Regions from separate parts of the Homo sapiens genome. Here region 2 is linked to region 1. The links are chromatin loops, found by intact Hi-C in ENCODE. Cell type or tissue: CD4-positive, alpha-beta T cell. All regions are shown on one strand.

Region 1 (2,500 bases):
ATTAAGAGTAGAATAATATCTGCATTCAAACATTAGAAAAAAACACGGGGACAGTTTGTAGAAGTGACTAGAGAGTAGATTTTGACATCTACCCAAAACAGAACTTTCTGAAAATTAGAACTATCTAACAGAGGCACAGATATAATGCATTTCCTGTAACTGGATGTGATCAAAGATGAGAAACTCACCTTCCAGGCACCATTCCAGCCTTCCATATCCAGCAGACTTACTGGACACCAATTCTGTTCTCCATGGCAGCACTTCTAAAATTTAATATGAACTGAACCACCTGGGAATTATTAAAATACAGATTGATTCATGAGGTCTGGAGCAGGATCTGAGATTCTGCATGACTAGCAAGCTCTCAGGTGATGCCAATGCTGCTAGTCAATGGATCACACCTTGAATAGCAAGCTGCTGTGGCAGAGGCTCTCAGATGTGTCTCTGTGGAATCACCTGGGGTAGGGGACACTTTAGAAAAACTATCAATGTCTGGATCTCTCACTCTTAGAGAGTTTAATTCATATGATGTGTGGCCTGGGCATCAGAATTTTTCAAAGTTCTCTAAGTGATCTTAATATGCAACTAAGTTTAAATGCCCTTTGACCATTTATTTATTGAGACAGAGTCTTGCTCTGTTGCCCAGTCTGGAATGCAATGGCAGTCTCGGCTCACTGCAACCTCCACCTCCCGGGTTCACTCGATTCTCCTGCCTCAGCCTCCCCAGTAGCTGGGATTACTGGCATGCACCACCATGCCCTGCTAATTTTTGTATTTTTAGTAGAGACAGGGTTTCACCATGTTGGCCAGGCTGGTCTCGAACTCCTGACCTCAGGTGATCCATCCACTTTGGCCTCCCAAAGTGCTGGGATTACAGGCATGAGCCACTGCGTCCAGCCTCTTTGACCTTTTCAAATCACAAAAACACTAACTTAGAGATCACCTCTGCAAAGACCTTTAAGTCTTGAAATGTAATTATCTAGGCTTGGCAGGGCTCATCACTCATACATATTCACATTGGTTCAATATTTTGAAGGAAAACTTTATAATAATTATTAATTCTCATAACTAATGGGGCATTAGACCATATAATGCCTCAAGTTCCTTTCAGATTTAAGAAACCATTGCCCTGATACAAAATCTGGTAATGCATATATTTGACCACGAGGTGGTGATGAAGCAACAGAATACGATATCACAAACCCCTCAGAAAGTTAAGCAGCCCGTGACTTATGCCAACACTTAAGAGTGCCCCACTTGCAGACTATGTCTAATTCTCATCTTTGAGAGGTGATTGGTCACAGACTCTTTTAAGAATCTTATCAACGTTACAGACAAAGAAATACACGCACACAAACATGAATACAATTGTAAGCAGTTCACAGACCCTGAAATTACACTGGACAGCCAAGGCTGAAGAGACATTAACTCCCGTATAAATTATATGACGCCTCTCCCACTCCCACCTCCACGCTTCTCAGCAGCTGACCACATCTCCTGCTTCAGAGAGGAAATAGAATAAATAAGGCCCCAAATCTATCACTTTACCTAACCCACTGCCACCTTTCTTCCATCTACATGGGACAGATGTCATTTCTTTTTATCAAAAACTAAATCTTTCAGCAGTGCTCCTGATCCATTTCATCCTGGCCTCCACCAAGTTCATGGTCCCTCCACTTTAAGCCTTCTTATGCTAATTTAAAAGTAACTAATTTTTTCATTGTAAAAGTAGGATATGGTCTTTATTTTTAAACACACAGAATAGCAAAGGGCATCACATAAAAATAACCATAAATCTCCTAAATATTTATGTTTTTCTTCTATGTAGTTTCTGAGTTTATATATATTCTGGGCTTACAAAAATATAATCATGTTATGCAAACTGTTTTATGACATTAATACTTAATGTAACTTTAAAATATTTTCATCTTTATATTTCTTCACCTGCAGATGTGGTTCTAAACCAGAGATATTCATGTGAATCACCTATAAGAATTTTTCAAGCAAATACTTGCCTGGGTGCCAATGCCAAAGATTCTAATTCATCAGATCTGGCATGAGTCCTGGAAATCTGTATGTTTAGAAACTCCCACCTGTGATTTTGAGGTCTAATACTAGAAATATAATTTTAAATCAATTTTATTGTTATAAGTTACATATTATAAAATGCACATGTTCTAAGAAATTCAGTACAGTGAATTTGTACACATTTATATACCCATGTAACCACCAAAGTTACCAAGATATAAAACATTTCCATCACTCCCCAAAATTTTCTTGTTCCCCTTGCCAGTTAATCTCCTACCCCTCTCCCAGCCCCAGGTAATAACTGATCTATTCCCTATCACTGTAAATTAGATTTGTATTTTCTAGAGATTCATATAATTGTAATTAGACAATATGTACTCTTTTTTTTTTTTTTTTTTTGACGGAATCTCGCTCTGTCACCCATGCTGGAGTGCAGTGACACGATCTTGGCTCTCTGCAACCTCCACCTGCC
Region 2 (2,500 bases), 250 kb after region 1:
CCCAGACTCCAAAGTGAAGAGTCACTTCCAAATCCATGACAGGGCACTGAGAAGAAGGGTGGCGGAGCAAGTGTGACCCCCTCTCCATGTCCATTCCCAGGCTTTGGTGGTACCACCTTCAGTGGCTGGCACTGCACCCATGTTTTCTTTTATCCAAGGGGGTCTTTGGTGGGCTGCACTCTCCCCTCCTTTAGGGACAGTCTGCAGCAAGGGTTAGATCTCCAGGGGAGTGGAGTCTGCCTCCCTCCCACGCCTCAGAGCTGGTGGGGCACTGTTCCCCAACTGACCAAGGAAACAGGCTGGGACACCCCGTTATGACCCATGCAGACCAGTTCTAGGTTGCAAAGCTGTCTCTGACTGAAAGTCTTGCCCTCTGGGAAAAACCTCAGCTTCAGCAACTCTCCTCCCACTCCAGTCTTGTGATGGGAGAGAGCGTAATTCCACCACCTACTACTGGGGCACTCTCCACACTCACTGCTCAATTCTGCCTGTGGGGACCCTTCTCCCCTTCCAGAACAAGCACTTTAATCTCACCTAAGACCAAAATGCTTGCTGTGGCCACCGCTGCCAGGTTACCAAACAATGGCTCTAACCTCTCAAAATGGTGTCAGCCATGGGCTTGCACCTAGAGAGTGGGGAGCCCCTCTCAGGCGAGCAGCATGGACGAGAAGCTGTGAGGAGTGTGGTCCACTCAAGTCTCAGTCTCATAGCAGCTCGTAGCAAGGCATTGGACATTGTCCTAGGTATATATAGGAGAGCCTTGGTCCCCTTTCCCTGCTTGGCTGGGTGGCAGCAGCAGTCACATCAGCCCAAACTCAGGCCAAGGATGAGGCACAGCTCAGCACTACATTCTCAAAATGGTGCCTTGGGCCTGAAAACAGGGAGGGCGGATCACTGCCCAGGCAGGCAGCATGATCAAGAAGCTGTGGGGAGTGTGGTTCATTCACATCTGTCTCACAGCAGCCTGCTACAGAGCTGTGAGTATTGTCCTAGGTATGAGTAGGATGACCTGGTCTCCCTGTTCTTCCTTAGCCAAGCAGAGGCTACAGCCACATCAGCCCAAACTAAACAAAGCATGGAGCTCAGCCCAGCATTAAACTCTCAAAAGGGCACCTTGGGCCTGGGGCTAAAGAGGGTGGGGCACCATTCAGGCAAGCAGCATAAGCAGGAAGCTGTGAGAAGTGTGGTCAACTCATATCTCAGTCTCAACAGCAGCTCATAGCAGGGCAGCAAGTACCCTCTAGGGGGTGCATGAGTGTGCCCGTTCTCCCCTCTCCCTCCCTGGAGCAGCACAGTGGCTGCAGCTGTGTCTGTAAATCCCCAGGATCTGGGTTCTCAAAATGGCACCCAGCTGAGGCTGCACCAGGCTCGGATTCCTGTGGGATTGTGTGTGGGTTCCCTTTCTAGAGAAATGTCTCTGTACAATCTTTAGGCAGTTCCATATGTCAGGCACAAGGCCCTAGTGGGTCAAGGGTTTCTCCTGTAGCCAAGATCTTAAAACCCTGTTTTGGAGCTCCAGGGATTTCCCTCTTACTGTTTCCCTGCATCCAGGACCATCTCCCAGCCCAGTCAGTTCCTGGCTGCGCAAGCTAACTTGAACCCTCTCCTTACTTACTTCTGGTACTTCATGTCTCTTCTCTAATGAATCCAAGCATTCTCTCCTAGATTACCTGTTTGAACTGTGAGTATCTGCTTACTATTCTGGCTCTTCTCCATGGAGGCAGCACGCAATACCTGCATCTAGTCAGCCATCCTGACCTAAAACCTCAAAATACATCTTCTAATATTAATATTATTACAGCAAGCCTCTCTTAGTACTCCCACTCTATATATTTCTGCACTCTTTACTTTCCATTTTTTGTGTGTCATCATTATGTTTTTGGTGTATCTTAGTAGGATTTTGTTGTTGTTTTGAGGAACATGAAAGTCTTTCTTTTAACAGACAAATTTTAATTTGATTATATTTATTATGGCTATTGATTTATTTAAGTTCTTCTTGACTGAGGAAGATTTCCATTTGACAATGTCTAGAGACATTTTTGTTTGCCACAACTGGGGTGGTGCTACTGGCGTCTGGTGGGTAGAGACCAGAGATGCTACTACACATCCTACAGTGCTCAGAACAACCCTCCACAACAAATAACTACAGCATCCAAAATGTCAATATTAGTAAAGTTAAGAAACTCTGATCTGTTTGGACTTACATTGGTCATCTTTATTTTGGGCATATTTTTCTGCCAGCTTTTTCTTTGCTTCCTTTTTTCTTCTTTCTTCTTCCTTCTTCCTTTCTTTATATCCTTTATTTCTCCTCTCCTTCCTTTCTTCTTCAGTTGCATCATCCACACTCTTTATTTTCCCCTCTACTGATTTGAAATTCTATTTTTATTTTTTGGTAATTACTCTTATACTTCTAATATGAATATTTATTTAACTAAGTAAACCCATTAAGTGTGGTGGTTTAAAGTCTACATTAACCAGAATTTCTAAGATCCTAATAGAT

What was found. Hi-C counts contacts between places; a loop is a spot of excess contacts. Peaks named below come from ENCODE experiments on the same cell type or tissue, not always from the same donor. Only the 100,000 strongest peaks of a DNase experiment are listed, where the experiment ranks them.
Region 2: a loop joins it to region 1, with 2.0 times the contacts of the local background. A loop is called at or near these places in 3 of 110 quality-filtered maps.

What each region holds. Positions count from the first base shown.
Region 1 is chr2:84,494,564-84,497,063 of GRCh38, forward strand. It overlaps a transcript of DNAH6 not described here. Among named protein-coding and RNA genes, the nearest start is that of DNAH6, 21 kb to the right of the region's middle. In CD4-positive, alpha-beta T cell, a CTCF peak has its summit at 1,172 (motif pointing right); a DNase peak (open chromatin) is centred at 1,198.
Region 2 is chr2:84,740,409-84,742,908 of GRCh38, forward strand. All of the region lies in intron 62 of DNAH6 (dynein axonemal heavy chain 6), which reads left to right. Among named protein-coding and RNA genes, the nearest start is that of TRABD2A, 140 kb to the right of the region's middle. RefSeq lists an enhancer at 1,105-1,154. In CD4-positive, alpha-beta T cell, a CTCF peak has its summit at 1,290; a DNase peak (open chromatin) is centred at 1,243.